Regions from separate parts of the Homo sapiens genome. Here region 1 is linked to region 2. Evidence: read pairs that join two places in POLR2A ChIA-PET (ENCODE). Cell type or tissue: HepG2. All regions are shown on one strand. Each heading gives the region's core, and the rest is flanking DNA. Links, peaks and the distances in the headings are about the cores only.

Region 1 (5,390 bases), core at 315-5,314, 88 kb after region 2:
TTTGCATTTGACAAGGCACCTGGCATAGTACTGAGAGGATAGCCAACTGTTTAGCTTAAATATTTGAGGACCTAATGAATAGAAATAGCATCTTGACTAGTTGTTATATTTTATTCTATTTAAAAGGTCATAATAATGGATGCTTGATAAATATTGACCTAGAAGAAATAGTTTAAAAAATGAATTATATATATTTTTTCATGGCCTCTTAAAAATAGTAGAAAAGTACAAACTGTTGTGGATATGAAGAGTGAAATAATGAAAATAAACCCAGTGTTAAACTCTAAGAAATAGAAACAAAATATAATTAAGAAAAATTGAATAAAATAAATAATAGAAAAGTAGAAATTAGTAAATTGGAAAACACACAAAAAATTGTGAAATTCAAGTTTCTTTATAGTGATTCTTTAAAAGGGCCTTTATACAACTTAGACAAACATGTAGCATTTCTAATCAAGAGAAAGAGGTAGAAAAACAAAATAAGAAGTGAAGAGAGAGCTAGAACAATAGTAACAGTGGAAAATTTAAAAAATATTTTAGTACTAATAAATGAGAAAATCTTAATGGCTTGGGTAGTTTGGGGAACACTTAAATTATGATTGCATTCCTTTGAGTTCATTTGTTCATTATAAGCAATCTTTTATTGGTCACATGTAACAGTGGTTCTCAGACTTTTTGGTGTTAGTAACTTTTATAATTTTAAAAGTTATTGATGACCCTCAAGACCTCTTATTTATGAAAGTTATATCTGTTAACATTTATCATATTAGGAATTAAAATTTGGAAACTTTGAAATGTTCATTTATTCATCAAAAATTATAAACCTATTACATGTTACCACAATGTATTTTTATGAAACATAACTATATTTTCCAAAACAAAAAAATTTTGTGAGATGAGTAGCATTGTTTTACATTTTTGCAAATCTTTTAAAAATGCTTGGCTTAAGAGAAGAAAACTAGATTCTCACATCTGCTTCTGTGTTGAGTCTGTTGTATGTTTTGGTTGAAATAAATGAAGACTATCTGGCATCTATAGATACCTATTTGGAAAAGGGATAAGCATTTTAATAATAGCCTTTTCAGGTAATTGCTGACATTGTTTTTGGACATACTTAGTTACATGTATTTTTAACTCCTTTGAATCATGGTGGAAGTAAAGACATACCTTATTTAGTGCAGTGGCATTAATGGAAATCAGAGTATTAGTTGAATTTGCCCTTCCTTTCCCCGAAGTAGAATTATAGTAAAGGTCTGTATGCAAATGCTAGCTTGGTTTAGTGGGACATCGTTCTTTCAAGTCTCCAAAGTCCTGAATGCTCCTGTGGCCATGGTGCTTTCCCTTATTACTCGTATGCAGACATACCTCAGACATATTGCTGGTTTGGTTTCTGACCACCACAGTAAAGCAAATATCATAATACAACAAATAGCACAATAAAGTGACTAGCACAATAAAGTGTGTCACACAAACTTTTTGATTTCTTAGTGTGTATGAAAGTTATGTTTACACTATACTGTAGTATATTAAGTGTACAATATCAATATGACTAAAAAACAGTGTGCATACCTTAATTAAAATATACTTTACTGCTAAAAATTGCTAACAATCATCTGAGCCTTCGAAAGTGACTATAATCTTTGTGCTAGTAGAAGGTCTTGCCCAGATGTTGATGGCTCCTGACTGATCAGGATGGTGATTGCTGAAGGTTGGGGTGGCCTTGGTGATTTCTTAAAATGAGACAACAATGAAGTTCGTTGCATTTATTGACTCTTCCTTTCATGAAAGATTTCCCTGGAGCATGTGATGCTGTTTGATAACATTTACTTACTGGAAAATTCCTCGCAAAATTGGAATCAATTCTCAAACCTTGCCACAGCTTTATCAACTAACTGTATATGTTATTTCTGAATCTCTTGTCATTTCAACAGTGTTCACAGCATCTTCACCAGGAGTAGATTCCATATCAAGAATCATCCCTAAGAAGCCCAAACTCCTCATTTGTTCAAGTTTGATCATGAGATTGCAGCAATTCAGTCACATCTTCAGGCTCCACTTCTAATTCTAGTTCTCTCGCTGTTTCTGCCATATCTGCAGTTATTTTCTCCACTGAAGTCAGACCCTGAAAGTCATCTGTGAGGATTGGAATCAACTTCTTCCAAATGCCTTTTAATGTTAATATTTTTTATCTTTTCACATGAATCACACATGTTCTTAATGGCATCTAGAATGGTGAATCCTTTCAAAAAGGTTTTGAATTTGCTTTGCCCAGATCTATCAGAGGAATCATTGTCTGTAGCAGCTACAGCATTATGACATGTATTACTTAAATAACAAGACTTCAATGTCAGAATTACTCCTTGACCCATGGGCTTTTGAATGGATGTTGTGTTAGCAGGCATGAAAACAACATTCATGTCCTTGCACATATCCATCAGAGGTCTTAGGTGACCAGATTCATTGTCAATGGGCAGTAACATTTTGGAAGGAATCTTTTTTTCCGAGCAATAGGTCTCAACAGTGGGTTCAAATATTAAGCAAACCATGCTGTAAATAGATGCGCCATCATTCAGGCTTTATTCTTCCATTTATAGAGCACAGGCAGTATAGATTTAGCATAATATTTAAGGGCTTTATGATTTTTCAAAATGACAAATGAACATTGGTTTCAATTTAGTCATCAGCTGCACTATCTCCTGAAAAGACACCCTTGCCTTTGAAGCTTTGAAACCAGGCATTGGCTTCTCCTCTGTAGCTATGGAAGTCCTAGACGGCATCTTCCAATAGAAGGATGTTTCATCTGCATTGAAAAGTCTGTTTTTCAGTGTAGCCACCTTCATCATTATCTTAGATAGATATTATGGATAACTTGCTGAAGCCTCCATATCAGCACTTGCTGCTTCACCTTGCACTTTTATGTTATGGAAACAGCATCTTTCCTTGAATTTCATGAACCAACCTCTGCTAGCTTCAGACTTTTCTTCTGCAACTTCCTCACCTTTCTCAACCTTTATAGGATTGAAGAGAGTTAGGTATTAGGATCTGGATTAGGTTTTGGTTTAAGGGAATGTTGTGGCTGGTTTGATCTTTTATCCAGACCACTGAAACTTTCTCTGTATAAATGATAAGACTGTTTTGCTTTCTTAACATTGTGTGTCATTGGCGCAGTGCTTTTAATTTCCTTCGAGGACTTTTCCTTTGCATTCATGACTTGGCTAACTGGTGCAGTTGGCCTAGCTTTTGGGCTATCTCAGCTTATGATACACCCTCCTCAGGAAGCTTGGTCATTTCTGTCTTTTGATTTAAAGTGAGAAACCTGTGATTGTTTTTTTCACCTGAACACCTAAGAGTCCATTGTAGGGTTATTAATTGGCCTAATTTAAATATTGTTGTGTCTCAAGGAATGGGAGGTCTGAGAAGAGGGAGAGAGTTGGAGGAACAGTCAGTTGGTGAAGCAGTTGGAGTACATACAACATTTATTAAGTTTGCTGTCTTATATGGGTGCTTTTCATGGTGCCCTGAAACAATTAAAATGGTAACACCAAAGATCACTGATCACATAACACCATGTCAGATATAACGATAATGAAAATGTTTGAAATATTGTGAGAATTACCAAAATGTGAAACAGAGACGTGAAGTAAGCATATGCTGTTGGAAAAATGGTGCCGATAGACTCATTCCATGGCAGCGTTGCCACAAATCTTGAATTTGTAAAAAATGAAATATCTGCAAAGCCCAATAAGGCAATTCGCAATAAAATGAGGCATGCCTGTAATTGTCAGTTCTCCCAGTCTGCAGTATTATTTCTGAAGCCCTTCATAAAGTTAGACAGACTTTTCCCTCCAATTTCTAGCTTTTACCTTGTTTCCTCAACCATATCCCTGAAGGGGCTTTGAGCCTCTAATGTCTTAAATCTTAACATCCAGCACTATCACATGCACACCCTTTTTAGCTATCAGGATGAAACTGTTCATCAGTGGCAGAAAGAATGGCTACAGAATAGTCCACATATTTCAGAAAATGTTCTTGGCTTAGAGCATTTGGAATATGATGTGTTATTAACACATGCTGGCTAGGAGTATGTAGTATAATTTGTTGAGCTGTTGCTCATTGGCTGAAAGCTTACGATAGTATTCAAAGTATGCTTTTGTAATAGAGTTACTTTTTCTTTCTTTTTTTTTCTATTTTCACCATAGTATATGAATGTTTATGCACAAAGTTGGTGTATCTGACACAGACAGAAGAATATTGGTTTTGAGTATGTTGAGTTTGAGGTAACTTGTGGGATATCAAAGAGTAATTGTGCAATGGGCAGTGTGTAATAGGAATTTAGGAGAGATTTTTAGGCTAGAAATAGATACTTAGGATGATTATTTTCATAGGTCATTGTAAAAATTGTAAGAATAAGATAGAAGGAGAAAGTGTAGAGTATGAAGAGGACTGTAAAAGGGAAATAAATCTTGGGACCCCCAAAATCACTAAGCTAAAGGGAAAAGTCAAGCTGGGAACTGCTTAGTGCAAACCTGCCTCCCATTCTATTGAAAGTCATTCCTCTGAGGCTCATCTGAGACAAATGAATCTCTGATTGCTTCCTCTGCCCTATTGTTTATGTAAAAATGCAGATTCACTGAGCCAGACTAAATTGTGTATTCAGTGGAAGGCTGATCAAGGACTCAAAATAATCCAACCTTTTGTCTCTCATCTACTTCTAACCTGGAAGCCCCCACTTCGACTTGTCCCACCTTACTGGACCAAACCGATGTACATCTTACACATATTGATTATTAATATAAAATGTATGTCATGATTATCAATATAAAATGTATAAAAGCAAGCTGTACTCGACCACTTTGGGAACATGTCATCAGGACCTCCTGAGGGTGTGTCCTTAACTTTGGCAAAATAAACTTCCTAAATTGACTGAGTCCTGTCTCAGAAATATGGGATTCACAGGGTAATGGTGAATTCTTACTAGTTATATGATTTTAAGCCAGTTATTTGACTTCTCCATGCTTAGTGCCCTCATCTATGTAGTAAGGAAAATAATATCTACATCATATCGCAAAAGCCCTAATTAATGTTATTTTCTTTCTATGTTCCTTCATATATTTCCAACCTCTTTCTAGAAAATATTTATAGTGTTATTCCATAAAGGATTTAAATTTGGCTTAGGAGTTTTCTGGCAAAGGGGCAAAAAGGAAAACTGGATAGATTCCATGGTCCTTGCTGTCTGTCAGGAGGATACAAACCCATTTTTTTGAAAGTGAGTTTTTCTGGCACAGCTTTATTTAATTATTAACTCTTTCCTTTTCCCTTGAGTACAAATATTTGTTTTTACACAGCTCCGTTTTTCTGGCTCAGAATGGACTTAAATATACTATTTGAAT
Region 2 (5,390 bases), core at 134-5,133:
GATCTTTCACCTCCTTGGTTAAGTATATTCCTAGGTATTTTATTTGGTTTGTAGGTACTATAAAAGTAATTGAGTTCTTGATTTGATTCTCAGTTCAGTCATTGTTGATGTATAGCAGTGCTGCTGATTTGTGTACATTGATTTTGTGACCTGAGACTACCGAATTCATTTATCAGATGCAGTAGTCTTTTAGAAGAGTTTTCTAGGTATAAGATTGTATCATTGGCAAACAGAGATAGTTTGACTTCTTCTTTTTCAATTTGATTGCTCTCTGTTTCTTTTTCTTGTCTGATTGCTCTGGCTAAGACTTCCTTTAAAAAAAGTTAGAGACAGCATCTCACTATGCTGTCTAGTTGTTCAGGCTGGTTTCAAACTCCTGGCCTCAAATGATCCTCCCACCTCAGCCTCTGAAAGTACAGGGATTACAGGTGTGAGCCACCGCCCCTGGCCTAAATTTTATTCTTAATTTCTTCCTTCACCCATTTGTTGCTCAGGAGCATGTTGTTTAATTTCCATGTATTTGTATAGTTTCTAATGTTCCTCTTGTTACTGATGTCTAATTTTATTCCATTGTGATCAAATAAGATACCTGATATGCTTTTGATGTTTAAACATTTTATAAGGCCAGGTGCAGTGGCTCACTCACCTGTAATCCCAGCACTTTGGGAGGCCAAGACAGGAGGGCTGCTTGAGCTCAGGAGTTTGAGACCAGCCTGGGCAACATCATGAAACCCCGTCTCTACAAAAGATACAAAAACTAGCCAGGCATGGTGGCGCAAGCTACTCAGTCCAAGCTACTCAGGTAGCTACTCATGGTAGTCCAAGCTACTCAGGAGGCTGAGGCAGGAGGATCACTTGAGCCTAGGAGGTGGAGATTGCAGGGAGCTGAGATCATGCCCACTGCACTCCAGCCTGGGTGAAAGAGCAAGACCCTGTCTCCAAAAAAAAAAAAGAAGTTTCTTTTTGGAGACTTGTTTTATTTCCTAATGTAAGTCAATCTGTGAGAATGTTCCATGGCTGATGAAAAGAATGCATATTGTGTAGCTGTTGAGTTAAATATTCTGTAAATGCCTATTAGGTCTCTGATCTATGGTACAGTTTTTTTTTTTTTGTTTTAAATTTATTTTTCTATTTGAGACATGGTCTCACTCTGTCACCCAGGCTGGAGGACAGGGACATGATTATGGCTCACTTCAGCCTCAAGTTCCTGGGCTCAAGTGATTCTCCTACCTCAGTCTCCTGAGTAGCTGCTGCTTCTACAGGTGTGCTCCACCATGCCCAGCTAATTTTCTTTCTTTCTTTTCTTTTTCTTTCTTTTTTTTTTTTTTTTTGAGATAGAGTCTTGCCCTGTTGCCCAGGCTGGAGTTCAACGGCACGTTATTGGCTCACTGTAACTTCTGCCTCCCAGGTTCAAGTGATTCTCCTGCCTCAGCCTCCTGAGTAGCTGATTACAGGCACGTGCCGCCACACCCAGCTAATTTTTTGTATCTTTAGTAGAGACACCATGTTAGCTAGGCTGGTCTCAAACTCCTGACCTCATGATCTGCCTGCCTCAGCCTCCCAAAGTGCTGAGATTACAGGCGTGAGCCACCATGCTTGGGCTAATTTTCTTTTTTTTTTTTTTTTTTTTTAATGTGGTGACGGGGTCTCACCATGTGGCTCAGTCTGGTCTCAAACTCCTGGGCTTAGGTGATCCTCCCACCTTGGCCTCCCAAAGTGCTGGGATTACAAGCTTGATCCTAGGTAAGAGCCGTTGCACTTGGCTTATGATGCAGCTTAAATTCAATGTTTCTTTGTTGATAATCTGTCTAGATGATCTGTCCAGTGCTGAGAGGGGGGTGTTGAAGTCCCCAACTATTATTGTATTGGGGTCCATCTGTACCTTTAGATCTAATGATATTCACTTTATATATTTGGGTGCTTCAGTGTTAGATGCATATATATTTACAATTGTTATATTCTCTTACTGCATGATTCCCATTATGATTATATAATGTGCTTCTTTGTCTTTTTTTTTTTTTTTTTTACAGTTTTCAACTTGAAATCCCTTTTGTCTGACATAAAGATAGCTACGCTGCTCACTTTTGGTTTCTGTTTGTATGGAATATCCTTTTCCCATTCCTTCATTTTCAGTCTATGTGTATCTTTACAGATGAGCTAAGTTTCTGGTAAGGAGCATATAGTTGAGTCTTGTCTTTTCATCTATTTAGCCAGTCTATATATTTTAAATGGGAAATTTAATCCATTTACATTCACAGTTACTATTGATAGGTGAAGATTTATTCCTGTCATTTGATTGATTGTTTTCTGATTGTTTGATATGTTCTTTATTTCTTTCTTTATCTTTTATTATTTACTGAAAAAGTTTTCAGTTCGGTGGTTTTCTATAGTGATACATTTTTTTTTCTCCTTTGTGTATCAGCTCTATAAGTGAGTTTTGTAGTTTTGCATGTTTTCATGATGGTGATTGTCCTCTTTTCATTTCCAGATGTAAGTCTCCCTTGAGCATTTCTTGTAAGGGCAGTCTACTGGTGATGAATTCCCTCAGTTTTTCCTTGTCTGTGAAAGATTTTACTTCTCCTTTATTGCTGAAGGATAGCTTTGCTTAGTATACTATTCTTGGTTGACAGTTTTTTCTTTGAGTAGTTCGAATATATCACTCTATTCTCTTTTGGCCTGTAAGATTTCTGGCCAGGCGCAGTGGCTCACACCTGTAATCCCAGCACTTTGGGAGACCGAGGTGGGCAGACCACCTGAGGTCAGGAGTTCAAGACCAGCCTGGCCAACATAGTGAAGCCCATCTCTACTAAAAATACAAAAATTAGCCAGGCGTGGTGGCGGAGCCTGTGATCCCAGCTACTTGGGAGGCTGAGGTGGGAGAATCGCTCAGACCAGGAGGTGGAGGTTGCAGTGAGCCAAGATTGCGCCTTTGCACCCCAGCCTGGGTGACAGAATGAGATTCTGTCTCAAAAAAAAAAAAAGAAAGAAAAGAAAAGAAATAGAAAAGAAAAAAGATTTCTGCTGAGAAATTCATTGTTAATCTAATGGGATTTCCCTTATATGTGACTTAATACTTTTGTCTTGCTGCTTTTAAAATTCTTTTGTTGTCTTTGACTTGTGACAATTTGATTATAATTTGCCTCAGAGAGAACCTGTTGGTTGAATCTATTTGGGATTCTTTGCACTTCCTCAACCTGAATATCCATCTCTCTCCCCAGACTTGGGAGATTTTCTGCTATTATTTCATTAAATATATCTTCCTCACCTTTCCCTTCTCTTCTTCTGGAATGTCCATAAGATGAGTATTTGTTTGCTTAATGGTGTCCCATAAATCCAGCAGGCTTTCTTCATTATTTTCCTCCCTCCTTCCCTCCCTCCCTCCCTCCATTCCTTCCTTCCTTCCTTCCCCCTTTCCTTCCTTCCTTCCTTCTTTCCTTCCTTCCTTCTTTCCTCCCTTCCTTCTTTCCTTCCTTCCCCCTTTCCTTCCTTCCTTCCTTCCTTCTTTCCTTCCTTCCCCTTTTCCTTCCTTTCTTCCCCTTCCTTCCTTCCCTCTTTCCTTCCTTCACTCTTTCCCTCTTTCCTTCCTTTCCTTTCCTTTTTTTTTATTTCAAAAGAGCTGTCTTCAAGTCCAGAAATTCTTTCTTCTGCTTGTTCTAGTCTGATGTTGAAGCCCTTGGCTGTATTTTTATTTCATTCACTGAATTCATTAGCTTTAAGATTTCTGTTTGTTTGTTTTAAATATCCATCTCATTTTAAATTTGTCACTAGAATAATGAATTGTTTTTCTTGATATCATTGAATTATCTGTCTGTATTCCCTTGTATCTCACTGAGTTTCCTTATGATTGTTATTTTGAATTCTTTTCTGGCATTTTCGTACATTTTCTTAGGGTTGAGGTCTGTTACTGGTGAATTATGATTTTTCCTTTGGAGGTAACATATTTCCTTGTTTTTCATGTGTCCCTACATTGATTTTTTTTTTTTTTTTGAGATGGAGTTTCACTCTTGTTGCCCAGGCTGGAGTGCAATGGTGTGATCTCGGCTCACTGCAACCTCTGCCTCCCAGGTTCAAGCAATTCTCCTGCCTCAGCCTTCCGAGTAGCTGGGATTACAGGCATGCGCCACCATGCCTGGCTAATTTTGTATTTTTAGTAGAGACGCGGTTTCTCTATGTTGGTCAGGTTGGTCTCGAACTCCCGACCTCAGGTGATCCACTGGCCTTGGCCTCCCAAAGTTCTGAGATTACAGGCGTGAGCCACCACGACTGGCCCAGGAGTTTCTTTAGCACAGTTTTGCTCCTGTCATACAGAAGCTTGCATCCAAATCAGAGGCCCGGTTTTTTGTTTATGTACAAATGCATTGGCATTGACAAGATTTGGGCTTCATCAGGTTAGCACCCAAGAGCTCAAAGATCCACTGAATGTTGCCAGATTCTGTACATCAGTGAAAATGTTTGGGGAAAATATGTGGCTTATGTTTACCCAGACCTCTGGGAAGTATGCATGTAAGGTAATATGATCATCAGGTATTTGAGGCAATGTGATCAGATTTAGGATAGTGTATCAAAGATTGCGCTTAACTATTTCCTTTTCCTCATAATAATTACTTTGATTTACAGATGTATCTAACAGTTTTCATGGAGAAATCCAACTAAGAAAGACTGAAAAGAGGTCTATCAGTATGAATTAATTAATCATTTTGAATTACAGAAATAAATTAAAAGGTAGTTTTATCTTGGCACGGTGGTTCTTGCCTGTAATCCCAACACTTTAGGAGGCTGAGGCAGAAGGATTGCTTGAGGCCAGGAGTTCAACACCAGTGGGTCAACATAGTAAGACCCTATCTCTTAAAAAAAAAATTAGCCAGATGTGGTGGCGCACACCTGTGGGGATTGCTACAGTGAACTGTGATTATGCCACTGCACTGCAACAGGGTGAGACTCTGTCTTTAAAAAAAAAAAAGAAAGAAAAGGCAGTTTCATTTATAGGGCATATAATAACTTAGAAAATATTTCCATGGGCCGGGCACAGTGGCTCACACCTGTAATCCCAGCACTTTGGGAGGCCAAGGCAGGTGGATCACTTGAGGTTGGGAGTTTGAGACCAGCTTGACCAGCATGGAGAAACCCCATCTCTACTAAAAATACAAAATTAGCTGGGCATGGTGGCGCATGCCTGTAATCCCAGCACTTTGGGAGGCCGAAGCAGGCGGATCACGAGTTCAGGAGATAGAGACCATCCTGGCCAACATGCTAACACCCCCGTCTCTATTAAAAATACAAAAAATTAGCCAGGCATGGTAGTGCATGCCTGTAATCTCAGCTACTGGGGAGGCTGAGGCAGGAGTATCACTTGAACCGGGCAGTCAGAGGTTGCAGTGAGCCAAGATCAT

What was found. Peaks named below come from ENCODE experiments on the same cell type or tissue, not always from the same donor. Only the 100,000 strongest peaks of a DNase experiment are listed, where the experiment ranks them.
Region 1: POLR2A ChIA-PET joins it to region 2 with 5 read pairs; 3 of 35 experiments call an interaction of 5 or more read pairs at or near these places.

The regions. Positions count from the first base shown.
Region 1 is chr14:60,785,776-60,791,165 of GRCh38, forward strand. The region is part of intron 1 of MNAT1 (MNAT1 component of CDK activating kinase); the gene reads left to right. Among named protein-coding and RNA genes, the nearest start is that of MNAT1, 54 kb to the left of the region's middle. RefSeq lists an enhancer at 4,307-4,836. In HepG2, for the core only: no CTCF peak of the experiment used is centred there; a DNase peak (open chromatin) is centred at 2,356.
Region 2 is chr14:60,698,180-60,703,569 of GRCh38, forward strand. No RefSeq gene overlaps it. Among named protein-coding and RNA genes, the nearest start is that of SIX4, 23 kb to the right of the region's middle. In HepG2, for the core only: no CTCF peak of the experiment used is centred there; no DNase peak of the experiment used is centred there.